4 separate regions of the Homo sapiens genome follow, and regions 1, 2 and 4 are each linked to region 3. Evidence: read pairs that join two places in POLR2A ChIA-PET (ENCODE). Cell type or tissue: GM12878. All regions are shown on one strand. Each heading gives the region's core, and the rest is flanking DNA. Links, peaks and the distances in the headings are about the cores only.

Region 1 (5,000 bases), core at 1-5,000, 210 kb before region 3:
ACAGGGTCAGCAAACTTTTTCTCTTTTTGAGACAGAGTCTCCCTCTGTCGCCCAGGCTGAAGTGTAGGGGTATGAACATGGCTCACTGCAGCCTTGACCTCCTGGGCTCAGGTGATCCTCCTACCTTAGCCTCCCAGGTAGCTGGAGCTACAGGTGTGCACCATCATGCCTGACTAATTTTTTGTCTTTTTTTTTTGCAGAGCTGGGGCTTCACCATGCTGCCCAGGCTGGTCTCAAACTCCTAGGCTCAAGCAATTTGCCCGCCTTGGCCTCAGACTCCCAAAGTGCTGGGATTATAGGCATGAGCTACTGTGCCTGGCCTGGGTCAGCAAACTTTCATGGTAAAGGGCCAGACAGTAAGTATTTCAGCCTTTGTGGACCATTCAGTTTCTGAGGAGACTATTAAACTGCCACTGTAGCTCAAAAGCAGCCATAGACAATATGTAGTCTAATGGTCATGGCTGTGTTCCAATAAAATTTATTTACAAAAACAAGTTGTGGGCTGGATTTGACCCAAAGGCCATAGTTTGCCCACCCTTGCTCTAGTGCAATGCAGTATGCAGTAAGGAATAATATGGCTTTGGCGTTAGAAACATCTAGTCACTCAGCTGCATGACTTTGAGCAAGTTGCACAAATTTCCCTGAGTCTGAATCATCTCTAAAAAAGAAAATAACAGCATCTACCTAACAGGTTATAAGGATTCAATGAGATATATAAAGCGCTGGTACCAGCAAATAATATGCCTTCAGTAAATAAACACTAGCTCTTTCTACTAGAGAAAAATTTGAATTTACCAACACTGGCTTTTAGAAACTTGTTTCCAATTCTCTGGTCCATTCCAATCGCTGTTGCTACCTCTTCTACATCAGCTCCTGTTGCTTCACACAGAGCACTTATGGAGTTAATGCTGCTTATTCTCTGGGCAAGAAAAGCATTTGCTGCCTTAAAAAAAAAAAACATAGAGAAGAGTAAGATAAGCTAAAACAGCAATTTTATACATCTAGTTTATATTTCATTGCGTTGACGCAAATTACTGAGGGAGATATATAAGATACTGATGAGCTCAATTTGAGGAGACAATGGATGGGTTAGAAAGGGAAAATGTTTTAAATTAGAGAGGACAGATGATTAAGAAAAAGGGTAAAGAGGGAAAGAGTGATAAAAACCAAATTACTATTTTAAGATTTCAGAATTTTTCAGAATCTTTTATACCCTCATATATGATCTCCCTTGTGAAAATTATTTCATAATTTGAATGTGCAAGAATATGATCTTCAAAAGCATAACCTCTTACTACTATTAAAAAAGTATCTGTGTAGTTTATCAGGCTTGAAATAAATAAATATTTGGCTTTAATTTAATGAAGAGTTGAATGCTATATACTAACCAGTTTGGAAAGCTCTGAAGACCAAGTATTAGTGGTGAGGATCTTTTCTCTGGGAACCCAGTGCTCATATACAGCACACAGGGCCTGCACAGCTCTCTGGCCCTCTGGAGTTTCATCCCCTCCAATCAGTACTCTGTCTGGGTTCTTTAGGTCCTTGATGGCTGTTCCCTCTGCCAGAAACTCAGGGTTGGACAGCACCTAGAATCCCAATGCAAAGGAAAGTTTTAAGCTAGAATTAATTATGGGCAACTTTAACACATCAGTATTTACATAAGAATAACCAGATTCTAATGCTTCATTTTTTATACCTGTAAATTCAAGTTGGGTTTTGTGTTTGCATCAAATATGCGACGGATACTTTCTGCTGCCCGCACTGGAACTGTGCTTTTCTCAGTCACAATTTTGTACCCATTTGAGTTTTGCACAATGCGTCTAGCACAAGCTTCAATATACTTCAGATCTGCTGCCCGGCCTTTCCCCATTCCATAGGTTTTTGTTGGAGTATTCACCTGATGTAAGTATATGGGATAAAGAACAGAGTGCCTGTGAGATAGGGATTTCAAGATATACCCTGAACTACTGGTTAAAGTGTGGAGTTAACAATCATCAGTAGCCCTGATTTAATCCTCTGTTAGTTCCATAGAAATAATACATTTTATAAATATAATAATCAGAAGAAATAGCTTGAAGCATCTAGAGAACTCATTCAATAAATTTTTGTTAGGAAGCTACTATCTATATGCCGGATAACTAGGGCAGGCAGATTCCAGCTAAGCCCTGAAGATACATAAATGAATGAGACGGTTATCCTAAAGGACTTCACAATCTGAAATGAAATGTAAGCCTTTTCTTATTCCCTTTCTTTATTGTACATAATATATTATTATAGTCCTTAAAAATAAGTTTTAAAGTCTTTTTTTTTTTTTTGAGATGGAGTCTTGTTCTTTGCCCAGGCTAGAGTGCAGTAGTGTAATCTCGGCTCACTGCAACCTCTGCCTCCCAGGTTCAAGCGATTCTCCTGCCTCAGCCTCCCAAGTAACTGGGACTACAGGCATGCGCCACCACACCCCACCACTTTTTTTATATTTTTAGTAGAGACAGGGTTTCATCATGTTGTCCAGGCTGGTCTCGAACTCCTGACCTCAGGTGATCTGTCCACCTCAGCATCCCAAAGTGCTGGGATTACAGGCGTGAGCCACCGCACCTGGCCTCCTTTCTTATTCCCCTATTTTTACAGTCCTATATCAACAGTCTTTTAAAATATTGCAATATCATTTACAAATGCTTTCTGAGTTCATTAAAGCTAGACATTACCTATCATCTTCAGGATATAGAATACTATGTGGACAAAGACTTGCTTTTTTTTTTTTTTTTTAAGATGGAGCCTTGCTCTGTCACCCAGGCTGGAGTGCAGTGGCGCGATCTCGGATCACTGCAATCTCTGCTTCCTGGGTTCAAGCGATTCTCCTGCCTCAGCCTCCTGAGTAGCTGGGATTACAAGTGCGCCACCACACCCGCCTAATTTTTGTATTTTTAGACGGGGTTTCACCATGTTGGCCAGGGTGGTCTCAAACTCCTGACCTCAAGTGATCTGCCTGCCTCAGCCTCCCAAAGTACTAGGATTACAGGCATGAGCCACTGCACCTGGCCAATGGGCGAAGACTTTCATTTAGAAAAAAAAAAAAAAAATCATGGGCCCAGAGTCTAGGCATTTAGTTTTGGATTACATGTAACCTTGGAGAAGTGTGGCTGCCTCTGCCTCAGTGACCTCATTGGAAAATGAGGATAGTGAGCTCTCTAAAAACTAACACATGAATGTTATAATGCTCTGACAAAAATGAAAGTGCTCTGAAAAGTCTAAAACTTAAAGGGAATAGGAATTATTTTTGAACTAATAGTAAGTAGTACTAACTCTCTTCTCTTGATGAGATTATAACCCAATGGGAGACTAAATAAAGGAATCAAGTGAAAATAAATCAAAACTTGAAGATTGAGTTGAGGTGTGAAAAGCAGGAGGAAAAAGTTGTTTACATGCATGGAACAACTTAGGGCAAGAGTTACATGTAATGGTGTACGGAAAGGCAAAGACAGCTCATGATGTAGGGTGAAACTGGCTAGAGATGGGAGATGATCAGACAGCTTCCCCTGGTAAAGGAGCTTTGAAAACAACAGTTGAAAACTGATTGCTACAAAATAATTCCTGTCTGGCATTCAAAAACAGATTATTTTTAAATGTCCTTTCTGCAGAAAATTATTCTATTACCATTCTAGGCTCTGGTCACCTAAAAATTAGACTAAGTAACTCATTGATTTTTTCCAGGTACCTAGCTACTCCAAAATATTTTCTTATTTTTTTATGCCTCCACTCTAACTTTCTGCAAGTTTAAATAGGGGATGGGTAGGTAAGTCATAAAAGCTGCATCAATTTCTCTGAAGTGATTAAGGAGGTCAAAAAGAAGAGACTGAATTTTTTTTTTTTTTTTTTTTTGAGACAGGGTCTCCTTCTGTCACCTAGGCTGGAGTGCAAGGTACAATAATGGCTCATTGCAGCCTCAACCTCCAGGGTTCAATCAATCCTCCCACCTCAGTCTCCCAAGTAGTCAGGACTACAGACATACAGCACCACGGCCAGCTAAGTAGAGACAGGGTTTCACCATGTTGCCCACGCTGGTCTCAAATTCCTATGCTCAAGCGATCCGCCTGCCTTGGCCTCCCAAAGTGCTGGGATTACAAGCATGAGCCATCATGCCCAGCTCGTAAAGATCTTAAGTCATATAACACCCTCACTCAGCTTCCAACTGGTGATAGCTATATCATTACATACAGAATATTTGAGTAGATGGTTACTAGGACAGCAAGATGTAAGTTGCTTTGGTTCAAATAGTGGTTTACTAGAGTTTAATCTCAAGTGTTGGTTCTGTTTTTTTCATTATAAAGGTAGGACAGTTCAGCCACATTATGAGGTAAAGGTGTCTGTTGGTTAGCCTGATAATCTAACCAACATATGCCAAGTTACAAACAATTAATGTAAAATTCATTTAGAGAGGAGATGCCTGTAAGTTTGCAAACTGATTTTCTTCATCTCACCTCTGCCAACCACTGGAAACAAGAAATAATGAAATAAATATGAAATATACTATCATCACATGTGCTCTCATGTTACCAGCATTTCCTAGTTCTTTTTTTTTTTTTTTTTTTTTTTTGAGACAGAGTCTCACTCTATCACCAGGCTGGAGTGCAGTGGCGCGATCTCGGCTCACTGCAACCTCTGCCTCCTTGGTTCAAGCGATTCTCCTGCCTCAGCCTCTTGAGTAGCTGGGACTGCGGGTGCACACCACCACGCCCAGCTAATTTTTGTATTCTTAGTAGAGACGGGGTTTCACCATGTTGGCCAGGATGGTCTCAATCTCTTGACCTTGTGATCTGCCCACCTTGGCCTCCCACAATGCTGGGATTACAGGCGTGAGCCACCGCACCCGCCCATTTCCTAGTTCTAAATCTCAAATTAGAACTTTGAGTTTACTTGTTCAATGACTTGTAATGACATATTTGACTAGATGATTACGGGGTTTTGTGAACTGTCAGACAAAGTGACAACCAAAATTCACCGGA
Region 2 (8,328 bases), core at 1,342-6,341, 140 kb before region 3:
TTTTTCTTCAGCACTAATCTCTCCTCCTTCCACCAGGAGGAGGAGGAGGAGGCTTCCCTTTGATGCTAAGTAATGTACAATTTTTCCTGCTATATGAGTATCTATAGAACCAATTACTCACACACAATTGGTAATTAGAGAAATTATGCCAGTTTAATATGGAAGGTGTGTTGGTTCATAAGTGTTTCTCCTAGGTAAAGGGAGCCAGAAAAGCAGGAGTCAAATTATGCCTTTCAGTAGAAAAGAATACAGTTTTTAGCTCACTGCTGGGCAGACAGGAGCCCTTTCAGCCTTTTTTTTTTTTTTTGAGACGGAGTCTGACTCTGTCTCCCAGGCTGGAGTACAGTGATACAATCTCGGCTCACTGCAACCTCCACCTCCTGGATTCAAGTGATTCTCCTGCCTCAGCCTCCCAAGTAGCTGAGATTACAGACCTGCACCATCACACCCAGCTAATTTTTGTATTTTTAGGAGACACAGGGTTTCACCATGTTGGCCAGGCTGGTCTTGAACTCGTGACCTCAAGTGATCCTCCCACTTCGGCCTCCTAAAGTGCTGGGATTTAGGTGTGAGCCACTGTGCTTGGCCTCCTTTCAGTTTTAAATGAAAAATGAGTGCCTTTGTACACGTACTCACAAACACAATCAAGAATGAAAGAAATTATCAGGAGCCTGGCTAAGAGAAGCAACTTCATCTTAGACCAAGCTACGGTAAGTCTTTGGGACATCTTGCCAAGAGCTGGTGTTGGATCCTGCCCTTCTGTGGCTTGACGGCTACATTCCTCATATTCACAAACAGGCTATGCTCTAGGCTCTGAATAATGAAATGCCGAAGTACCACAACCATATTCCTAGTCCAGGACTTAAGGTTTTTGGCAAAGCAGAGTGTGCTGGAATGTATATTCAATGTGTTGAATTCAAACACCTACAATGGGTAAATCGTAGTCTTTTAAAGCATTCAAAAACCATGTGTCCAGTATCCAGTAAAACAGGAGAATTTTAGTTCTGGGAATTTTGTTTGTTTTTTAAGAAACAAGGTCTTCTCTGGTGCCCAGGCTGAAGTGCAGCAGCACAATCATAGCTCACTGCAGCCTACACTTCCCAGGCTCAAGCAATCCTCCCGCCCCAGGCTCCCAAGTAGCTGGTACCACAGGTGTGTGCTACCACACCCAACTTGAGAATCTCACAGTTTTGATGCAACTCTTAAGCAGAGAGGCCTAATTTACAATGTATCTCAATTTTCTCTTGACTTACTTGGAGAAAACATTGGTACCACTGATGTTGATTTTGTCTACTCCAAAGGGAAACAATTTGTAAAAACAACAATTAGAGAAAAACCAAAGATAATACCCACAGTATCTATAGAAATATAGACTTTAAATATCTTCTATATTATAGTAATGTGGGGATGGGTGCCACATGTGGACAGTTTACTGACAGTAGTTGCTGTCCAGGAAACCATTCATGTTAACACTGATGCCAAGAAAGAAGTAAAAGTAGAGTTCGATCTCCCCATCTAAACAAGGATGGTCGTGAAAGTTCTTGAGGTGAGGAAACTTCAAAATAGCAGAGAATGGGCTGGGCACGGTGACTCACGCTTGTAATCCCAGCAATTTGGGAGGTCGAGGCAGGTGGATCGCCTGAGGTCAGGAGTTCGAGACAAGCCTGGCCAAAATGGTGTAACCCTGTCTCTACTAAAAATACAACAATTAGCCAGGCGTGGTGGCGCACACCTGTAATCCCAGCTACTCGGGAGGCTGAGGCAGCAGAATCGCTTGAACCTGGGGAAATGGAGGTTGCAGTGAGCCGAGATCATACCACTGCACTCCAGCCTGGGCAACACAGTGAGACTGTCAAAAAAAAAAAAAAAAGCAGAGACTGCATAATATGAGTAAAGCAGTAATAGAATAATATGAGTAGAATAATATGAAGTAGTTATTTCTTCAGTGGGAGAAGAGGCAGAAGAAAAAGAGATTAAAACACATAAAAGGCCGGGTGCAGTGGCTCATCCCTGTAATCCCAGCATTTTGGGAGGCTGAGGTGGGAAGATCGCTTGAGCTCAGGAGTTTGAGAACAGCCTGGGCAACATGGAAAGACCCCATCTCTACAAAAAAGTTAAAATATTATCTGGATGTGGTGATGTGCACCTGTAATCCCAGCTACTCAGGAGGCTGAGGTGGAAGAACTGCTTGAGCCCAGGATGTCGAGGATGCTGTGAGCTGTGTTTGTGCCACTGCACTCCAGTCTGGACAACACAGTGAGACAGTGCCTCCAAAAAAAAAAAAAAAGAAAAAAAAGAAAAGAAAAAGGCACAAAAAGGGATTAAGAGAATGGAAGACTTGCCACAGAGATATGCTAGGGAAAAGTATAGAATCTAAAATAGTCCAATAGGATATCTAGAAAGCCTATTAGAAAGCCTTGGCAGGCCGGGAACAGGGCTCATGCTTGTAATCCCAGCGCTTTGAAAGGCCGAGGTGGGCAGATCACTTGAGGTCAGGAGTTTGAGACCAACCTGGCCAACATGGTGCAACCCCATTTCTACTAAAAAATACAAAAATTAGCCAAGTGTGGTGGTGCGCACCAGTAGTCCCAGCTGCTTGGGAGGCTGAGGCAGGAGAATCGCTTGAACCCCGGAGGCAGAGGTTGCAGTGAGCCGAGACCATGCCACTGTACTCCAGCCTGGGTGACAGAGTGAGACTCCGTCTCAAAAAAAAAAAAAAAGAAAGAAAGCCTTGGCAGTCATGGGCTTAGGGGGAAATGTAGATCAAAGAAGATTCTAATGACAACAAGTGGACAAATGTAGCTTCCATGAGGAAACTTAGGCTGGGGAAATTCTTCGAAAAAAAATTACAAAGAACAAAAAATCTCTCTCTAGAGTTACTGAAACATACCTAAACAAGAACTTAATTGCTATTCTTTAACATCTGCTCAAGAACCTCATATGTGTTGGAGATGTTCTTCTTTCTCATTCAACAGAGCTGCCAATGAACTGACAAACAGTGAGGTACAAAAATGTGGTTAAAAAATATTTTGTGTGTGGTTTTATTATTATTATTATTTTGAGACAGGGTTTCACTCTGTCACCCGAGCTAGTGTAGTGGCTTGATTACAACTCACCTCAGCCTTGACCTCCCAGGCTGATGTGATCCTCCCACCTCAAGCCTCCTGAGTAGTGGGGACCACAGATGCGTGCCACCAACACCCGGTTTTTAAATTTTTATTTTTGTAGCGACAGTCTCCCTATGCTGTCCAGGCTGTTCTCCAACTTCTAGGCTCAAGGAATCCTCCCACCTTGGCCTCCCAAAGTGCTGGGATTACAGGTATAAACCAACACACCCAGCCAAAAAGTCAGAGGTATCTGGGTTCAAATCTTGTCTCTGTTTCTTTCTTTCTTTTTTTTTTTAGATGGAGTCTCACTCTGTCACCCAGGCGAGGCTGGAGTACAGTGGTGCGATCTTGGCTTACTGCAACCTCTGCCTCCCAGGTTCAAGCAATTCTCCTGCCTCAGCCTCCCAAGTAGCTGGGATTACAGGTGTGTGCCACCAGGCCCAGCTAATTTTTGTATTTTCAGTAGAGACGGGGTTTCACCATGTTGGTCAGGCTGGTCTTGAACTCCTGACCTCATGATCCGCCCACCTCAGCCTCTCAAAGTGCTGGGATTACAGGTGTGAGCTACCGCACCCAGCCCCTGTCTCTGTTTCTAAGGCAAAGTTTCAAACTATGAAAAAGATAAACACAACCTATTATCAACCTTAAATTCACCATGAGGATTAAGTGATATAATTAAATATATAAATAAAATATTAATGTACATAAAGAACTCAGCTCATGGCCCACAGAATTTTTTCACATCATTGCAATATTATAGCTAATATCACGTGCTTAATTAAGAAAGTGTCTTAACAGAACTCTAGTGTTTCCTAATGAGCATAATTTATTGTACATCATCCTAGAACTTATCCTTAATCTTCAATTTGGCCTTTCTGCTTAAGAAGGAAAAAAACCTTTAAAATACCTTAGTCTTTAATATTTTGGATTTTAGTATTATTTATATTGTGCATTTTTCTCTATACTGTCCAACAAAATGTTTTTTAAATATTTTATGCCTAAACATTTTATATTCTCCCTCTAAAATTCAAATGTTTAAGTTCCTTCTCTATTAATGAGCAGATCTGCCTGTTAACAATGGAGTTTTACACAGTTTGTCTCTTCACTTTAACCAGAACCTGAAATCATACTTTTGCTTTTGTTTTTGCAGGCTACTTAATTATCATAACTTCTTAGGATCATCAGAATTAAAAGACACACACACAGATTTCCACTGGTTAACTTTAACTCAGTAGGTGTCTTTTCTTTTTTCGTTTTTTTCCTTTTCTTTTTCTTTTTTTTTTTTTTTGAGACAGGGTCTTGATCTGTCACCCAGGCTGGAGTGCAGTGGTGTGATCTAGGCTCACTGCAACCTCTGCACCCCCACCCACCCCCTACCCCAGCACCAAGCTCAAGTGACGATCCTCAGCCTCCCTCAGCCTCCTGAGCAGCTGGGACCACAGGAGTAGCTCGAACCTCAGGCGCACAACCACCACACCTGGCTGTTTTTGTATTTTTAGTAGAGACGGAGTTTCACCATGTGGCCCAGGTTGGTCTTGAACTCCTGAGCTCAAGGAATCCACACACCTGGGCCTTCCAAAGTGCTGGGATTACAGGCGTGAGCCACCATGCCCAGCAAATGTCTTTTCTTTTTTTTTTTTTTTGAGACTGAGTTTCACTCTTGTTGCCCAGGCTGGAGTGCAATGGCACGATCTCTGCTCACTGCAACCTCCGCCTCCTGGATTCAAGTGATTCTCCTGCCTCAGCCTCCCAAGTGGCTGGGATTGCAGGCATGTGTCACCACAGCCAGCTAGTTTTGTGTTTTTAGAAGAGACAGGGTTTCTCCATGTTGGTCAGGCTGGTCTCAAACTCCCGACCTCAGGTGATCTGCCCGCCTCGGCCTCCCAAAGTGCTGGGATTACAGGAATGAGCCACCGCGCCTGGTCTAGCAAATGTCTTTTCTTAGATAAACTATAACCAACACACTGGAAGAAGAGTACCCTCTGAAACCTAAAGGTTATTATCACTTTGCCTACAGTATCTGTGTTGTCTGGCTTCCCCCATAACTTGTATTTAACTGGATCTTTCCTTTGCAGCAAATAATTCATAAGAGAAAAAAGGGGAAGAAGTGGATTCTTTTTGAATATGAAAGGGTCTTGGCCGGGCACGGTGGCTTATGCCTGTAATCCCAGCACTTTGGGAAGCCGAGGCAGGTGGATCACTTGAGGTCAGAAGTTCCAGACCAGCCTGACCAACATGGTGAAACCCTGTCTCTACTAAAAATACGAAATTAGCTGGGTGTGGTGGTGCACGGCTGTAATCCCAGCTACTTGGGAGGCTGAGGCAGGAGAATCGCTTGAACCCAGGAGGCAGAGGTTGCAGTGAGCCAAGACTGTGCCAATGCACTCCAGCCTGGGCAACAAGAGTGAAACTCCATTTCAAAAAAAAAAAGAAAGGGTCTTATAGAAAAAGACCAGCTATATATTCCAGTTGTACTGGTCCACCAGTAGCTAAATTCTACTTCAGTATTCATTTAAATGGCATTTGTGTTTCACCTTTAATTTTTTATTTTTATTTATTTATTTTTGCAACAGAGTCTCGCTCTTTTCACCCAGGCCGGATTGTGGTGGCAAGATCTCAGCTCACCACAACCTCCGCCTCCCGGGTCCAAAATTCTCGTGCCTCAGCCTCCCAAGTAGCTGGGATTACAGGCACCCACCATCACACCCGGCTAATTTTTATATTTTTAGTAGTTCAGGGTTTTGCCATGTTGGCCAGGCTGGTTTTGAACTCCTGATCTCAGATGTTCCACCCGCCTCAGCCTCCCAAAGTACTGGGATTACACGCGTGAGCCACCGCATCCAGCCGTTTTGTTTTTTTAAGAGACAGGGTGTCACTCTGTTGCCCTGGCTGGTGTGCAGTGGCACAATCATGGCTCACTGCAGCCTCGACCTCCCAGGCTTAAGCAATCCTCCCACCTCAGCTTCCTGAGTTGTTGGGACTATAGGCACATGCCACCACACTGGGCTAATTTTTTATTTTATTTTATTATTTTTAGAGACAAGGTCTCACTGTGTTGCCCAGGCTGGTCTCAAACTCCTGGGCTCAAGCAATCTTCCCACCTCAGACTCCCAAAGTGTTAAGATTACAGGTGTGAGCCAACTTGCCTGGGCTATTATTCTAACTGGTTTTAAGTATTCCGATAATCAGCTTCAGGTCATTCATTCCAAATTGGGGTTTGGAAACATAGTCACAAAACGAGGGAGGCTGTATTACAGATCCAAAGATCTAGAAGGAGCCCAACATGGAAAATAAAACATAAAGCCCCTATAAAAATAACGCAAACATGACCTTCTTTCTAATGTGGCTCCCTATTGTTCTAGTTGTTATGGATAAAGCAGTGAACAAAATGGACAAAATCCCACCATCCAATGATAACCATTCTGTTACCATTTTAGTTAATGTGTTCCACATACGTGTACACATTTTTCTAACACAGTATATATGATGGCACAGATTTTACAAGATAAGACCCTGAGTTATTTTGCTCTTTCTGCCACACTTACCAATCAGTCACAAACTGATGCCTCCAAATAGCTCAAACTTATCTTTCAATGCTGCACCAGTATTTCATTTAATTTCATCATTTCCAAATTTATATATGAAAAACAATGCTGTGTATATGTTCCTATAAATACATTCTTACACACCTGATTAATCTCCTCAGGGAAGAATTGCTAGAACACAAGTATGCACACTGTAAGTTTTGATACACATAGCCAAACTACAATAGGAGAATTTTTTTTAATGATGAAATACAAATACAGTACGTTCAATTCAAGTCTTCCTGGATGATCACATCTCTGCAGAAGCCCAGTGTTTCAACTGGGAAACCAGCTAGAACCTAATACTACATCTGATCACATTTTGATTAAGTAACATCTCTATGCAGTACTCCATAATGAAAATAATTTGGACTAGGCACAGTGGCTCACACCTGTAATCCTCGAACTTTGGGAGGCCAAGGCAGGTGGATCAGTTGAGGTCAGAAGTTTGAGACCAGCCTGGCCAACATGGTGAAACCTTGTCTCTACTAAAAATATAAAAATTAGCCGGGCATGCTGGTGTGCACCTATAATCCCAGCTACTCAGGAGGCTGAGGCAGGAGAATTGCTTGAACCTGGGAGGTGGAGTTTGCAGTGAGCCGAGATCTTGCCACTGCACTCCAGCCTGAGCGACAGAGTAAGACACTGTCTCAAAAAAAAAAAAAAAAAAAAAAAAGACAAACAGGCTGGGCGCAGTGGCTCATGCCTGTATTCCCAATAATTTAGGAGGCCTAGGTGGGCAAATTGCTTGAGCCCAGGAGTTCAAGACCAGCCTGGGCAATATAGGGAGACCCTGTCTCTACAAGAAATACAAAAATTAGCTGGGTGTGGTGGCACACATCTATAGTCCCAGCTACTTGGGAGGCTGAGGTGGGAGGACGGTTTGAACCTAGGAGGCAGAGGTTGCAGTAAACCAAGATCATGCAACTGCACTCCAGCCTGGGTAATCAAGCAGGACCTTGTCAAAAAAAAAAAAAAAAAAGAAAAAAGAAAAAAAAATTTTTGTAAAGACTACAAATAATCAGGTTAAAGGCAAATCTAAATATATTTTGAATGTCTAACACTAATAGGTTGGGCTACTTTGCCTAAATGATATGCAGGTTGAGCAACCACTCCAGATTTTCTCATATACTTTCCCCAGCTCTACAAAGCACATTCTGAATTTGAGTTTACTTTATTGAACCAAAAATGATGCAATTTACTGTCATTAAAGACATAACAGTAAATGCATAGCCATACCCTATGAAACAGTTTATTTCAATTATATATAAAAGTATATAAGTGCCTAGAAATGTGACTAAAAGGTCCACAAACTTAATGTGACCTCTGACAAAACAAGTAATAGTGGCCATGAAGTGGGATGGATGAGTGGGGAGCAATAGAAAGGGACATGTTTACATTTTGCTCCATATTTCTACATTATTTCAGGCTTTCATGGTCTAGATATTCACATATTACTTCTATTATTATTATTATTATTATTAGAGACAGAGTTTTGCTCTTGTTGCCCAGGCTGGAGTGCAGTGGTGCAATCTTGGCTCACTGCAACCTCCACCTCCCAGGTTCAAGTGATTCTCCTGCCTCAGCCTCCTGAGTAGCTGGGATTACAGGCGTGCGCCACCATGCCCAGCTAATTT
Region 3 (8,328 bases), core at 1,966-6,965:
GTGGGAAGGTAATTTTTTTTTTTTTTCTGTAGTTTTCCCTTTTGAAGATCTCACTGGCATCTATTTAGTATATATGACATCATCTGTGGTTCAATTCTTTAGTGTAACTTTACATTTTTTATTTATTCACATATTTACTGAATGCTACCTATGTTAATAAAATGGACATGATCCTTGCTGTTATGGAATAAATTATGGCTCAGTAAGGCAGTGAGAAATTGAACAGCTAATAAGTGTGTTTGTTGACTTTAAGTAAGGGGACCTATGGAAGTTGGGTATTCTAGCCTCAGGGAAAGAGTTTCTTGGGAATAACCGGTAACTGATACTTACAGGATAAATTAGAATGACCATGATCAACTCTGTATACGTATAGATAGTTAATAATCATTTTACAATGAATAATGGAAAAACATTTTATTGTTTTTTTCTATGTATATATGTTTTTATTTATTAGAGACTAGGTCTCAGTTTGTTGCCCAGGCTGGAGTGCAGTGGTATGATCATAGCTCACTGTAACCCTGAACTCCAGGGCTCAAGTGATTCTCCTGCCTCAGCCTTCCGAGTAGCTAGTACTACAGGTAGACACCACTGTGCCCAGTTAATTATTTTTAAATTATTTGTAGAGACTGAGTTTTGCCATGTTACCCAGGCTGGTCTTGAACTCCTGGCCTCAAGTGATTTTCCTGCCTTGGCTTTCTAAAATGCTGAGATTACAGGCCTGAGCCCCTGCCTGGCCAACTTCTGTTTTTCTTTTTTTCTTTTCCTGATGGACTGTCCTACGACTGTTTTTATTTTTTTAACCAAAACTGCGTCATAACCTCTTCTTGGTTTAAGGGAGGCTAGGAAATCTTCTTTAGTTGAGCACAGTACTCCTCAATTAAAATGAGAGTTTCTTTAGTAGGGAAGAAGGAAAAAAGAAAGTTGATTAGACAACTAGCCATGTAGAGGGTAGAGGGGCAAGAATGAACTCAGGATCATTTAGGAAACCTTTTTAGGTAGCTTAGGCAAGAAATTATTGTAGTATGGGGCTAGAGTTGAATAGGGAGCCGAAGAGAAGTTATAAGTATTTGGGAGACCCTCTGTCACCCAGGCTGGAGTGCAGTGGCTCAATCACAGCTCACTGCGGCCTCAAACTCCTGGTCTTAAGTGATCTTCCTACCTCAGTCTCCTGAGTAGCTGGGACTACAGGCACGTGCCACCACGCCCTGCTAATTTTCATATTTTTTTTTGTAGAGATGGGGTTTCACCGTGTTGCCCAGGCTGGTCTTGAACTCCTGGGCTCAAGCAATCTACCTGCCTCGGCCTCCCACAGTGCTGGGATTACAGGCATGAGACACCATACCCAGTCAACTTTTAACTTTTTATCAATAAAATTTTGAAGAGAAAAGTCGAAAGGACAGTACACTTGTATCCCCACTAGCTAAGATCATGTTGCTCTCATGAATATAATTCACTACCAAAAACTTGAGCATGCATCTCTTAAAAATAATATTCTTTTGGTTGGGCATGGTGGCTCACTCTGGTAATCCTTGCACTTTAGGAGGCTGAGGCAGGAGGATAAGTTGAGCCCAGGAGTTTGAGACCAGTCTGGACAACATGACAAAAGCCCGTCTCGACAAAAATAGAAAAAAATAGTTGGGTGTGGTGGCATGTGGCTGTGGTCCCAGCTGCTTGGGCAGCCGAGGTCGGAGGATTGCTTGAGCCCAGTAGGTACAGTGCCATGATCATGGCTCACTGCAGCCTCTGCAGTCCGGCCTAGGTGACAGAGTAAGACCCTGTCTCCAAAAAAAACCCCAAACTTCTATTTTTCAGTTGACTTAAAAAAAAGTCTTATCTACGTAACGTTCACAGATTGTATATAATTGTATTCTTGGGTCTTTTACAATTTATGATTGTTAACCCCTTCACATACCTTTCTTTTTTTCTCATCTCATTAATACTGAAAATCCTGATGTCTGTGATTCCTAGTTTAGGTGTAAAGGTTTGATTAGCTTCAGGTTAAACATTTTGGTAAGAAGATCCCAAGTGATGTTGTATACTTCATATTGAATCATATTAGTACATGTGTAATATCAGATTTTCTTACTGTTATTGATGCTTGGTCACTTGTTTAATCATTTGATTAAGGTGGGAACTACAAGATTTCTTTGTAAAGGTACATTTTATGCTCTTTGCAATTAGCAAGTAAAGGATGGATTACTTCTTTGGCATCCTGGAAATAATCTTATTCCCAAAATCCTTTTACCAGGTGCACTCACACACACCCCCACTCTCACTCATGCTGGTACAGTTTAACCATGCCAGTTAATCTAGCATGTTTATCTTTGGAATTTGGGAAGAAACCTGAGTACCCGGAGAAAACCCACAAAGACGTGGGGAGAACATGGCAAGCTCCACATAAGACAGCAGCCCGTGTGGGATTTTTTTTTCCTCATAAATGTTATAAGGAAATGATGTTATCCAAGGACCTGCTGTATTCTCTTTTTCTCTCTTTTTTTTTTTTTTGAGATGGAGTCTCCCTCTGTCACCTAAGCTGGAGTGCAGTGGCATGATCTCGGCTCACTGCAACCTTCGCCTCCCAGGTTCAAGTGATTCTCCTGCCTCAGCCCCCCAAGTATCTGGGATTACAGGCGCGCACCACCACACCCGGCTAATTTAGTAGAGATGGAATTTCACCATGTTGGCCAGGCTGGTCTCAAACTCCTGACCTCAGGTGATCCACTCACCTCTCTTTTTTCTTTAATTTTTTTTTTTTGAGACAGTGTCTCACTGTCACCCAGACTGGAGTGCAGTGGTACAACTTCAGCTCACTGCACCCCCTGCCTTCCAGACTCCAGGAATCCTCCCACCTCAGCCTCCTGAGTAGCTGGGACTACAGGTATATGCCACCACACCTAGATAATTTTTTTTTTTTTTAAGTAGAGACAGGATTTCACTATATTGCCCAGGCTGGTCTCGAACTAAGCTCAAGCAATCCACCTGCCTCGACCTCCCAAAGTGCTGAGATTACATGCATGAGCCATGAGCCATTGTACCCAGCCCTGCTGTCTTCTCTTTTTTTTTTTTTTTTTTTTCCTTCAGACTGAGTCTCGCCCTGTTGCCCGGGCTGGAGTGCAGTGGCACGATCTCTGCTCACTGCAAGCTCTGCCTCCCAGGTTCATGCCATTCTGCTGCCTCAGCCTCCCGAGTAGCTGGGACTACAGGCATCCACCACCACGCCCTGCTAATTTTTTGTATTTTTAGTAGAAACAGTGTTTCACTGTGTTAGCCAGGGTGGTCTCAATCTCCTGACCTCCTGATCCGCCTGCCTCGGCCTCCGAAAGTGCTAGGATTACAGGCGTGAGCCACTGCACGTGGCCTGTCTGCTCTTAAAGAGATTAATAAATTAGAGGGAAAACTCAGAATGTCTTTGTAATTTAAATTTTTGTTAAGGGAAAATAATAACATTTAAAATAATTGTTTCTCTGTGTTAATAATGGGTACTGTACAATTAATTTCCTTTTTTAAAAAATATATTTTTTGAGACAGAGTTTCTCTCTTGTTGCGCAGGGTGGAGTGCAATGGCACAATCGCGGCTTATTGCTACCTCTGCCTCCGGGGTTCAAGCGATTCTCCTGCCTCAGCCTCCCAGGTAGCTGGGACTACAGGCACACACCACCACACCCATCTGGTTTTTTTGTATTTAGTAGAGATGGGATTTCACCATGTTGGTCAGGCTGGTCTCGAACTCCTGACCTTAGGTGATCCACCCGCCTCAGCCTCCCAAAGTACTGGGATTACAGGCATGAGCCACCATGCCCAGTCCTTTTTTAATTTTTTTTTTTTTTTTAATTGTTGTCACCAGGCTGGAGTACGGTGGCACAATCATGGCTTACTACAACCTGGAACTCCTGGGCTCAAGTGATCCTCCAACCTCAGCCTCCCAAGTAGCTGAGACTATAGGCACGCACCACCACACCTGGCTAATTTTTGTGGTATTTTTGTAGAGGTGGGGTTTTGCTGTGTTGACTAGGCTAGTCTCAAACTCCTGGGTGAATCCTCCTGCCTTGGCTTCCCAAAGTGCTGGGATTACAGGTATTAGCCACTGCACCCAGCCCAAACTGTATTTTTTTGTCTTCTAGTACACCTTGTAATTTTTTATTGAAAGCTGGGCATGGGCCGGGCATGGTGGCTCATGCCTGTAATCCTAGCACTTTGGGAGGCTGAGGCAGGTGGATTGCCTGAGTTCAGGAGTTCAAAATCAGCCTGGGCAACATGGTAAAACCCCGTCTCTGCAAAAAAAAAAAAAAAAAAAAAAAAAAATACAAAAATTAGCTAGGCATGGTAAGTGCATGCCTGTAGGCCCAGCTACTTGGGGGGGCTGAGGCAGGAGGATCACTTTAGCCCCGGAGGCAAAAGTTGCAATGAGCTGAGATGGCGCCACTGCCCTTCAGCCTGGGGGACAGAGTGAGACCCTGTTTCAAAAAAAAAAAAAAATGCTGGGCATGTTTTACTAGGTAAAAGTAACTGAGATACATAAGCCTTTAGTGTGAGGCATTACGTTTATCTGACTTAGGATTGGGCTGTGTTTTGTATTAACATTTTTTGTAGCTGTAGGTGTGAGAACTAATATTTCCTCCAGTGTTCTTATTTTTGTTTACTTTGTTGTCTTGGGGTTCCTTAGAGACTTCTTAAATAAGATCTGAGACATGCAGTTATATATTTTTCTTTTTTAGTTTTTTAATTCCTTGCAAGTATTGCACAAATGCAGTTCTTTGAGTAACGTCCTGTTGTTATACAAAAGCCTTCGTGGCCAGGCATGGTGGCTGACAATTGTAATCCCAGCACTTTGGGAGTCCAAGGCAGACAGATTGCTTTAGCCCAAGAATTTGAGATTTGTAGACAAATGGAGACATGGCGAACCGTCTCTACAGAAAATACAAATATTAACCAGGCATGGTGTCATGCACCTGTACTCACAGCTACTCAGGAGGCTGAGGTAGGATCATCTGAACCCGGGAGGCAGTTTGCAGTGAGCCATGATCATGCCACTGCACTCCAGCCTGGGTGACAGAGCAAGACCCTGTCTCAAAAAAAAAAAAAAAAAAAAAAAAAAAAACACCTCTTGATAGTAAGGTTTCAGTATTCTGTTGTAGTCTTTTAGTGAATCTGTGTACCTGGGCTGTGATATTCACAGTTGCTTCTCAGTTCACACTTCCTCCTTAGTTGAGATTGGAAGGCTGGGATTGGGTTTTTCACTTCCCTTGGGTCAGTTAGCTCTGATAAAACTCCAGTTGGTTAACCTCTGGTGAAATCTTTTCTCTTGAAGGCAGGCCTTTTTAAAAAGAACAGATTACTTTGGAATTACTTCAGAATGGCTACTTTCCCCCTTCCCCCTGCCAGAAGCATGCAGGGAATTTTCTTCCATCCTCACTGTGAGAACCTCCTGCGTTCAAGTGACCCTCCTGCTTCAGCCTCCTGAGTATCTGGGACTACAGGTGCACACCACCATACCTGGCTAATTTTTGTATTTTTAGTAGAGAGCAGGTTTTGCCATGTTGCCCAGGTTGGTCTTGAACTCCTGGGCTCAAGCAGTCTGTCCACCTTGGCCTTCCAAAGTGTTGGGATTACAGGCATGTACCACCACACTTGGCCTTTTTTTTTAAAATAGTATTGTAAATATTTGGGTTTTTAAAATAAAACATTTATTCTCAGAGTTGTGGAGGCTAGAAGTTGGAAATCAAGGTGTCAGCAGGGTCAGATTGCCTCTGAAACCTCTGGGGAATCCTTCCTTGCCTCTTCCTAGTTTCTGTTGGTTTGCCAGCGTTTTTGGTGTTCCTTGGCTTGTAGATGCATCACCCCAATAATCTGTCTTTATGTGGCATCCTCCCTATATGTCTGTCTTAACATGTTGACCAGGCTGGTCTCGAACTCCTGACCTCAGGTGTTCTACCTGCCTTGGCCTCCCAAAGTGCTGGGATTACAGGCGTGAGCCATCGTGCCTGGCCTGTTTTTACTTTTTAACTTTCTGCTAAAATTTTTAAACTTGTACTGAAGTTGAGAAAATAGCATAATAGATATCATCACCCAGTTGCTTTTTCTTTTTCTTTTTTGTAGAGACGGAGATCTCACTTTGCTGCCCAGGCTGGTCTTGAACTCCTGGGCTTAAACAATCCTCCTGCCTCAGTCTCCCAAAGTGCTGGGATTACAGGTGTGAGCCACCACTCCTCCTGGCCTCCACTTTCGGTAGTTATGAACATGTGGCTAGTTTGTCTGTCAGATTCCCACTCCCTTCTAGATTATTTTGCTGTTTGTTTGTTTGTTGTTTGAGATGGAGTCTCACTGTCTCCCAGGCTGGAGTGCAATGGTGCGATCTCGGCTTACTGCAACCTCTGCCTCCTGGGCTCAGACGATTCTCCTCCCTCAGCCTCCTGAGTAGCTGGGACTACAGGCGTGCACCACCACACCTGGCTAATTTTTTGTGTTTTTAGTAGAGACAGGGTTTCACCATGTTGGTTAGGCTGGTCTCAAACTCTTGACCTCAGGTGATCTACCCACCTCAGCCTCCCAAAGTGTTAGGATTACCAGCGTGAGCCAATGTACCTGTCCCCTTCTAGATTATTTTGAAACAAATCTTCTGAGTTATTTTGCAGCAAACCCCAGAATTCTGTCATTGTACAGTGAATAATTCATTGTGGATCTTTAACATACAAGGACATTTTTATGAAACCAAATCAATTGTCTTATTATGTCCAACAAAAGAAACACTAATTTTTGAATATGTAATGACACAGTACATGCTCAGGTTTCCTTGACTTCTGACTTACCTTTTTACAGTTACATTATTCTTCTTAATGGTTGTAATCATTTAGTTTACTTTCTAGTCCTTTTATGTCACAAGCAGTCTTAGAGTACAAATGTTATATCACATACAGAGGATTGTATTGTGTAGGAAAAACATGGACAACAAAGACTGAATTGAAAAGGTGATACTGGAGAGTAGGACTTGATGTGAAGAAGTTTGAGGAGTAGCTTTGACTGTTTTTCTTTTCTCTTTAATAATCTTAAAGGTTTCTTATGGGGGGAGCGCTGAGACAGGATACACCACAGTCACCCAGGCAGGAGTGCCAGTGGTAAGATCACGGCTCTCTGCAGCCTGGGATTCCTGGGCTCAGGTGATTTTCCCACTTCAGCCTCCCGCATTGCTGGGACTATGGCCATGCACCACCACACCCACACCTACCTAATTTTTTTGTAGAGACAGGGTTTCACCATGTTGTCTGGACTGATCTTTTTTTTTTTTTTCCATAAGGATAGAGATGGGCTGGTCTTGAACTCCTGGGTTCAAATGATCAGCCCATCTCCACCACCCAAAGAGCTGGGATTACAGGTGTGAGCCACTGTGCCTGGCCTAATCTTAGGATTGAAGTATATAAATTCTAAAAGTTGAGTAAGTGTATAATAAAAACTGAGTGATAAAGTATTGTGTCATGGTGTAAATGGCAGTGTTTTTTTCTTACTGGCATACATTGAGATGTCCTCTAACTGAAATCTTAGAAGTGAGCCGGGTGCAGTGGCTCACGCCTGTAATCCCAGCACTTTGGGAGGCTGAGGCAGGCAGATCATAAGGTCAGGAGTTCGAGACCAGCCTGGCCAATGTGGTGAAACCCTGTGTCTACTAAAAAATATGTAAGAAATTAGCCAGGCGTGGTGCTGTGCGCCTGTAGTCCCAGCTACTCAGGAGGTTGAGACAGAAGAATCGCTTCAACCCGGGTGGTGGAGGTTGCAGTGAGCCGAGATTGCCCCACTGCATTTCAGCCTGGGCGACAGAGCAAGACACCATCTCAAAAAAAAAAATAAGTAAAAGAAAAGCTCTGTCTTGACTCTTGAATCAGTTTTAAAACCTGGCTTCACTGATTATTAGCTTTGTGACTTTGTTGCCTCAGCTTCCTTATTGGTAAGCACGTAAGTTTGTTTTAAGATTGAGTTATTACATGTACATCAGTTAAAATATTGCCTGTAAATTATATATAGATATTGAGCTGGGAGTGGTGGTTTACGCCTCTAATCCCAACAGTTTGGGAGACTGAGGCGGGAGAATTGCCTTAGCTCAGAGGTTTGAGGCAGCGGTGAGCTATGATTGTACCACTGTACCTCCTGTCTGGATGATAAAGCGATGTATTAGGTATTATTGTTGATCGTTCAGCAACATTACCCACTGTTTCCTTGAAATATTATTCCTGTAGTGTCAGTGATATCAGACTATCCAAATATCTTTTTCTTCCTTTCTTCTTTCCTTTCTTTCCTTTTCCCTTTCCCTCCCCTTCCTCCTGCCTTTCCTTTTTTCCT
Region 4 (8,328 bases), core at 1,791-6,790, 57 kb after region 3:
TACTTTTAAAAGAAATATTAAAGTGAATTGAATAGTTAGTAATTTATACTTTGCTTTACTAAGTAATGGTGGTTCCAAAGTATTTGATAAATTTACCTCTTTCCAATGCATATGGGAAGTCTTTTAATAAAATTACTCTATTGTGAGTTTATAATCATCTCAAGTTATGTAATAAGTTAGGACTTTGCATGTGGGGTTTCCATAAATCACTGTACACTAATGCAGCTGTAAGAAAACAGAAGAATCTAGTTGTATTCTAGCCTGGGCTGTGGGTAATACAAAAGCTGGTTACATCGTAAAAAATTATTCTAATGTCCACATATTTTTATAAGCTAGTAATCTGTGTTCAGTTGTATAATGTTTGCTGCTTTCCAGTGTTTGGAACATCTCTTAATACCTCACTTAACCTAATTTTAGTCTTGCTAGTTATATTTGTTGAATTTGGAGATTAAAGTAGATTAATGTTACTTGTCTTTATTATTGTCAACACAAATTGTGAGTCGAAGCTTCAGGTTAAGTGGTCTTTTCTCGAGTGACATAGGTTGTCTATAATGCAAAGTGAATCACATTTTAAATGTAGATTTGTTTTATTTGGAAAAGTAGGATTGTAGGCGATTAAGAGCTGAAATATATCAAATATTATAACTGTAATGTCATGTCAATCAATTTTTCCCCCCATATAGTACAAACAAAATCCCGAAATGTTCAAACAGACAGCTCGACTTTGGGCACATGTGTATGCTGGAGCACCAGTTTCTAGTCCAGAATACACCAAAAAAATAGAAAACCTATGTGCTATGGGCTTTGATAGGGTAAGTACATAAGGGCATGTTGATTTTGATATATTGATTGATTTTAAATTATTGCAAATTCTTGGCTGACAAAAGTGGTTTAGAAAATAAGAGAAATTCGCAGCCTGGGCAACATGGCGAAACCCATCTCTACAAAAATTAGCTGGACATGGTAGTGAGTGCCTGTAATTCCAGCTACTCTGAAGGCTGAGGTGAGAGAATCCCTTGGGCCCAGGAGGTCGAGGCTGCAGTGAGCGATAGTCATGCCACTGCACTCCAGCCTTGGTGATAGAGCAAGACCCTGTCTCAAAAAAAAAAAAAAAAAAAAAAAAAAGGAAAATAAGAGAAAATCTAGTTTTGGTAAACATATTTTCTGTTTTCAAAGTCAGTGATTTTTTTATTTTTACTAATTACTGTCATTGATTTTAGAAGCTTTCCATGCACTGCAAATGTAAATCAACTTACAGAAAAGAAACAAGGTGTTAATTCCCAGTATAAAGAGTGAATGATTCAGTATTGTTTAAATGTTTCCTTGAGATTTAATTTCCTGTCCCCTTTTCTTCTCTACAGAATGCAGTAATAGTGGCCTTGTCTTCAAAATCATGGGATGTAGAGACTGCAACAGAATTGCTTCTGAGTAACTGAGGCATAGAGAGCTGCTGATATAGTCAAGCTTGCCTCTTCTTGAGGAGCACCAACATCTGTTATTTTTAGGATTCTGCATAGATTTCTTTTAAACTGGCATTCTTGCCTAATGATGTTATCTAGGCACCATTGGAGACTGAAAAAAAAAAATCCCTGCTCTGTAAATAAAGCTAATTAAACGTCTGTGTAAATTTAAAAAGGGGAAATACTTTAATTTTTTTTCTTAATAGTGTAAAAATTCCCTGAGCTAAGCTAAAACCATGGAAGAAACATGCTACTTTAGTGTTTAGCAGTGTACCAAGACTAGCAAGAGTTTGCTTCAGGATTTTGTTGAATAATTAAGATAATATTTTGAGTGTGTCAGGGCCATTCAAATTGTTGGTGTTGCATCACAGCTACCTTAACTGTTTTTAACATGGATCCTCTGTGCCTGTGAATTTACTTGCATGCTTGTACTTGACTTCTTAGGATGGGTAGCTGAAAAGACCACCATTTTAAGCATTTGAGAATTCTTAAATATGAAATTTATTCAGAATTGAAGATGGTGACCTATTCAGAGCCTTTTTGTCCTTGTCAACAGACTGGGACAGTGTCTGATTCCCCCTTCACCCCCCCCACCCCCGCCTTGCCACACACAGCTAATATTCTAATGGTAAATTTCTCTGTATCAGGTGGGGAAATGTGCTGAAGGACAGTATGTATCCCTTGCTTCATTTTTAGGTCGTAGGTTTGGAATGTCTTGTCCCAGTTCTTCAAACACTCTTAAATTTTTCTTAAGTAATGTAAAAATGGAACTGCCAATTTTATTTCTCTTGCAAAAATAGTAAATACTTGATGTTACATTATTCCCAGGTTTAATGAAAGAACCCAACTTAGTTTTTCAGTGAATTTGACACCTATTTTTTAGTGATGAAATTTTTCTTTGAGAACTGGCAAGGATGCAGTCAGCTGTTTGCAGTTTTTAGCCTGATTTTGGGGTCTATAGAGATTGCTTTATTGGATACTTCAAGTCATTCTTGCTTGCACTTCCCCTATTGACACATGAAAGCTGTGTTGGTGTTTTATTGTACATACTTCAGATGCACATAGGAATAGAAGTGTGTTATAAATCTAGCTTTCTTTATGATGTTTCTGATAATACGAGAATTGAAAACTTTACCTTCTCTTGTACATAGTCAGACTATTTGTATTAAATTTACATTTCATTCTAAGTTCAAAAGTTTGAAAATTATTAGTTTTGCAAGATCACACACTAATGTAACCATTTTATGAAGGTTGAAGTGGATTTATGCAGGCAGTTCTATATATAGAAATACAATTCTTTTTAAATTTTTAGGACCAATACAAAATAACAAAAATGTAATGGAATCAGACTGAATTAAAGTAAGGCTGTATATTGAAAGTCATATTATAAAAGGTTTGCTTTCTTTAAGTGTTATTTATCTTAAATTATAATCGTTAAATGTTTGGAAGATAATTTTTGAATCATAACGTCAGCATAACTTCATTTGACTTCTCAATAATCTTGATACTAGAAGCAATAAAAGAACCATTATTAAATATATTGTAATGTTAAAGATGTGAAGGTTCTTCCAAAAATTTGTAAGGCTTTCCTAATTAACAGTAAACTCTTATAGCTGATATTATTACATACTAAACACAAGTTGCTGTTTTTTCCCCATATGTTTGCTTACGCATGTCTTTATACAATCACCTCTTTTTATTGCTGTAGTTTATTTTCTAAAGATGCCAAAGGAAACAAGATTTTTCTTTATTTATTTTAAATACCTGAAACCTCGTACTTTATATTTTGAAGTAAGGTGGGATTGTGTGAAAATGTGGATGGTTTTTCTCCAGTGTTGGTTAGAACTACTTTTTTTAAGTGGAGGGCAACTTGGTAGTATTAGTAGAATTTGGGTTTAAAAATATCAGACACATCTACCCAGTTTATTTTTTGCCTGTATTATCAGGGTATATTTAATTGTCCTGTGGTTAAACAAAGGTGAGAGAGCTCAGAGGTTTCTAAAGGTCAAGCATTTTACATATATACATACATACATGCTCTTGGAGGCAGCTATATCCTGCTTTGATTTTTATGCACATGAGCCCTATAGGGTTATATACTCATCTAACTACACTTCAGCATCCCCAGTGCCCAAGAAATTGGAAAGTACAATATTTGGTTTGAGACATTCTTCATAAAAGATTCTTTATTATAAAAATTTACCTCATTTACATTTAATGTGATGATCTTTTTTTTCCTTTCTGGTATATTTCCCACTGTACTGTTTGGTTTTTGTTATTCTCTTGTCTGTGGGTAGATTTAGTTACCCAAACATAGAAACTAAAGCAATTGCTTTTTTCCTCTGGTCTTAAATATGTTTGGACAAAAAGACACTAAAAGGTCAGGCCTAGGGGAAAAGTACCCTGGTGGAAATTATTTTTGTAATTCTTAATATTTTTGAGTTGGCTCCGTTTGTCAGTTTTAAAAGCCTCAAAAATTATGTTAAAAAAAAAATCCAGTGAAATCCCATTTAGGGCAGGCCGATTTGTTAGAAGTCACTGATGCTCCAGTAGGCTTTTGTTATAATCAGGCCTGTTTCCTGAGTATGTGCCTCTTTTAAAAGAAGAAATAATTAGCTGTATAGTATTTCAGTACTGATGAATGAATGAATGAATGAATGGCAGTTAGTGGACCCAAATAAGTATTCAGTGGTATATAAATATTTGAGGAACTAGGTACTGAATTAGGTGCTCTGAGTTGGCACCCCGAAATGTTTGGAATCACGACTATGATTTACTTAAACACGTAACACATTCAAGGATATATAAATGGAGTCTAAGTATTTTGCTTTTGAAGAGAATAATCTATGAAATGGAAGACTTGATTTTTTTTTTCATTTTTTAGAAGTAATACACATTTATGATTGTTGGCACATAAAACTATGCAAAATAATTCTTTTTAAGTATCTGTAAGAAAGAATTGGCAGTTTAAACGGATTTTGCTTATTTATGCACTACAGAATGCAGCATACTGTATTACTGTTGAGGCTGCTTAATAAGTTTACCAATGTGAAAAGCAGATCTTGGGTATAAGTGTATGCCTGATTTGAGCTTTTAAAACTGTGCAGTAGGTGTATGGTAATGTTTTACAATCCTATGTAGCAAAATAGGAAATTATGAATTTTTGTTGTTATTGTTTTAAAGATTTAAGATGGATTGGGGTAGGGAACAGCTGGAGCCAGGTATACCTTCTAGTATGTAGAGGGAAACAATGTTTAGATAGGAAAAAGGAAGCCGTCTGTTTACAGTTAACTTTATTTCATGGACTTCTACAAAATGTTGTATTAATCACTTTTTCTAGTTCAAGGAATTTCAATTCCAGGGTACAAACCATTGATTTAAAAATTACGTTTCCATTCTTTTTAGTATCAGTTTAAAGTAAATGCTTACCATCAGCCAGTTGCTGTCACTGGGAAGAAGGCAACTTGAAGTATTTACTGATAAAATAGCCTTTATTCCCAAGTGTGACTTTTCTTCAGTGTCTACATATTATGTCACACGTTCTATTTGCACTGCTGCAATATAGATCAAAGATCTTGTGGCATAGGGGTAGGGGAGTGTTAGTATCTCCCTTGTCCCATTTGTTCTGTTACTGCTTCATTGGACTGATACACCCTCATGAACTTGCAATCACCTAAATGGAAGTCTTGAATGTGTCACCTTTTGCTTGGTTATTTCAACCATGCTGCTATATATAATCAGGTGTGGCACAGTTTGTCAGTTTGATTATAGGTGTGAGTGGATAGAAATCATTACACTGTGCTGTTAACGATCCTTGTCTGCTTGCTGTTACCTACTTTTTACAGGCATCATAATAAAAGCTAGACTATTTCTTTGGGGGGAAAGAGACTTATTTAATGTAATTTAAAAAACTTTTCCAATAGAAAATGAAATATTATTGAAAATAATATCTATTTTTTAGCTTTCAGCAATTGATGGTGCTTTGTTGTGGTGTCTGCTGGAAGTCTACTGCCATTATAGGGAACCTTGCTTGTTAGCTTCTCTAGATCTCTATTCTAAACAATCTGTTAGTGATGATAAATTCTGTAGGAGGGTCTATTCTGAGCCGTTAACTTCCTGTAAGGGGAAAATGGGTGGGTTACCAGAAATACCATTGAAGCAGGGTGGGCTGTGGGGTGGAAGGTTGGGGTATTTGTCTTGAGAATTAAAAACTACGAAACACTTTTGTACACAACTGATTTTTTAAAAAATAAACACATTTTTAAAGATGTTGAATTTTTCCCCCCTTATTGGGAATTCTTAAAAATAAATGCATGCATGTTTTCCCCTGAAAATGGTTTATATCTTATTTCTGGGTGCTCATCTGTGGACAAGCAATTAAGTCTTACTCTAAATAAGAACCAGGCAGATATTTCTCCTTCACAAATTTCATAGTGATTGACATATAAATGCAGTAAGTTGTATCAGATCTTTGAATTTAAAAACATTGAAATTTAGTTCTAATTAAATTTACTAAAAGAACATATTTGCTTAGGTTCTAATCCAAAATTTAGAGTAATTAAGAGTTAGTTAAGTAATACTTTGTATTCTGTTTCCATATATGCTTTCTGGAAAGTTGCTCGGTACTGTCAAAAAGACTGAATTGTTTCAGAAAGTCCAGGGTTTAATCCCAGCTTTTACTCAAGAGCAGAGAGCCTGGACTTTTCTGAGCCTCAGTTTCCTCATCTAGGTAAGATATTTGCCCAGTACTTCGTAGCGTGTTGGTGAAGATCAAATTAAATGATTGATGTAGCTATAAAACTACTTAATTGTATAGACGTTAATATAATTCTAACACTAAATTTTGGCTAAACTATGAAAGTATTACTCTGTTCCTAATCTGAAACCACCAAGAGGATACCTTGTTTGAAAATTGTGGTTTGGCAAAGTAGCTATTTTTTGTTATGTCTGACTATTTCAAAGGTCCATTGATTGGTTATTATCTGTAGATTGACCCTTCCTCCATAAATGCTGATAATTAGAAGACACTTTGTCAGGGTTTGTACAAATTATTTTACATGGCAAAACTGATCGTGTCTTTATGGTATTTGTAACCAACTCACAGCAGGCCTATAGGTTTCTTTGCCAAGAAATGGAATTCCTCCTGACCTGGAATATCAATATAAAGTGTTCTTTTTGTGGAGTAAGACTGGGTCTTTAGGTACTAAAAATCCAGGATAACAAATAGAATTCAAAGCTGGGTGTGGTGGCTCACACCTGTAATCCCAACACCTGGGGGGGCAGAGGCAGGTGGATCATCTGAGGTCAGGAGTTAGAGACAAGCCTGGCCAACATGGTTAAACCCCATCTCTACTAAAACCAAATATTAGCTGGGCATGGTGGTGCGCGCCTGTAATCCCAGCTACTCTGGAAGCTGAGGCAGGAAAATTGCATGAAAACCTGGGGAGCGGAGATTGCAGTGAGCCAAAATTGCACCACTGCACTCCAGCCTGGGCAACAGAGTGAGAATTTAAGGAGCTCTCATGCCCTGGCAATAGATACTCAAATTTAAAGAGCATCAGACATTTGGCACTTGTTTTGTTTTGATCATCAGTGAATTAGTTTTCCAGTGAATAATATGAAAATTATTAAGGATAACTTTCTTAAGGTATCAGATAAAGTCAAATGGCAAAGTTTGCAAAATGACACAAATTCAGGATAATTGCTGAAGTGATTATTAGCTGGAGCATGGTTGATTATCTTTGCCAGTGTGGTGGCTCACAACTGTAATCCCAACACTTTCGGAGGCTAAGGAGGGAGGATCACTTAAGCCCAATTGGAGGCTGCAGTGAGCCATGATCCACCACTGCACATCAGAATGGGCAACAGAACAAGACCCTGCCTCCAAATAAAATTAAAAAAAAAAAAAAATTATTCCAGTCCTGGTATGGTGGCTCACGCCTGTAATCCCAACACTTTGGGAGGCTGAGGTGGGTGGATCACAAGGTCAGGAGTTCGAGACCAGCCTGACCCACATTGTAAAACCTCGTCTCTACTAAACATACAAAACAAAAATTAGCCGGGCGTGGTGGCGCGCGCCTATAATCCCAGCTACTCTGGAGGCTGAGGCAGGAGAATCACTTGAATCCGGGAGGTGGAGGTTGCAGTGAGCTGAGATTGCACCATTGCATTTCAGCCTGGGCGACAGGGCGAGACTCTGTCTCAAAAAAAAAAAAAAATTAGGCCAGGCGCAATGGCTAACGCCTGATCCCACCTGTAATCCCAGCACTTTGGGAGGCCGAGGGGTCACCTGAGGTCGGGAGTTTTACACCAGCCTGGCCAACATGGCGAAACCCCGTCTCTACTAAAAATACAAAAATTAGCTGGGCATGGTGGCAGGCACTTGTAATTCCAGCTACCCGAGAGGCTGAGGCAGGAGAGTCACTGGAACCCGGGAGGCAGAGGCTGCAGTGAGCCGAGATCGTGCCATTGCACTCCAGGCTGGGCAACAAGAGTGAAACTCCGTCTCAGAAAAATGACTGTTATTCCAAATAAACTCATTGCTTTTAAAAAGTCAGTAGTAAGAGTTCATAGTGAAAAAAACTAATTCTCTACCAAACTTTACTACTAGTACACAGAACAGTTTTTAAATAATGGATTTTTGTTTTTAGGTTACCTCCAGGTCACTAAATAATATGCTTATTCCTGTTTAAGTAACTCATTTCTGTTCTGTCAGTTACACCTAGTTATCTCTTGACTCCATGTTTTTATCCCCAACTTTATCTTCACTCAGCAATGGAGTTTAGGTTAAAGGAGGGCTGTCAATGCAGAAAACCTTGAGAAAATCACATGGTTTTGGGGGCAAGTATGTATAGTTAAGGGGCATCCA

The links. Peaks named below come from ENCODE experiments on the same cell type or tissue, not always from the same donor. Only the 100,000 strongest peaks of a DNase experiment are listed, where the experiment ranks them.
Region 1: POLR2A ChIA-PET joins it to region 3 with 7 read pairs; 9 of 35 experiments call an interaction of 5 or more read pairs at or near these places.
Region 2: POLR2A ChIA-PET joins it to region 3 with 6 read pairs; 2 of 35 experiments call an interaction of 5 or more read pairs at or near these places.
Region 4: POLR2A ChIA-PET joins it to region 3 with 6 read pairs; 8 of 35 experiments call an interaction of 5 or more read pairs at or near these places.

The regions. Positions count from the first base shown.
Region 1 is chr4:39,508,965-39,513,964 of GRCh38, forward strand. It overlaps UGDH (UDP-glucose 6-dehydrogenase), which reads right to left. Exons shown (of 12, transcript NM_003359.4): 4 at 1,697-1,897; 5 at 1,389-1,586; 6 at 796-943. Among named protein-coding and RNA genes, the nearest start is that of UGDH, 16 kb to the right of the region's middle. In GM12878, for the core only: no CTCF peak of the experiment used is centred there; no DNase peak of the experiment used is centred there.
Region 2 is chr4:39,577,139-39,585,466 of GRCh38, forward strand. The region is part of intron 2 of SMIM14 (small integral membrane protein 14); the gene reads right to left. The region is part of intron 2 of UGDH-AS1 (UGDH antisense RNA 1); the gene reads left to right. Among named protein-coding and RNA genes, the nearest start is that of UGDH-AS1, 53 kb to the left of the region's middle. In GM12878, for the core only: no CTCF peak of the experiment used is centred there; no DNase peak of the experiment used is centred there.
Region 3 is chr4:39,720,309-39,728,636 of GRCh38, forward strand. All of the region lies in intron 1 of UBE2K (ubiquitin conjugating enzyme E2 K), which reads left to right. Among named protein-coding and RNA genes, the nearest start is that of UBE2K, 26 kb to the left of the region's middle. In GM12878, for the core only: no CTCF peak of the experiment used is centred there; no DNase peak of the experiment used is centred there; H3K4me3 peaks cover 226 bases; H3K27ac peaks cover 741 bases.
Region 4 is chr4:39,776,999-39,785,326 of GRCh38, forward strand. It overlaps UBE2K (ubiquitin conjugating enzyme E2 K), which reads left to right. Exons shown (of 7, transcript NM_005339.5): 6 at 684-812; 7 at 1,362-5,794. The coding sequence ends at 1,436. Among named protein-coding and RNA genes, the nearest start is that of UBE2K, 83 kb to the left of the region's middle. In GM12878, for the core only: no CTCF peak of the experiment used is centred there; no DNase peak of the experiment used is centred there.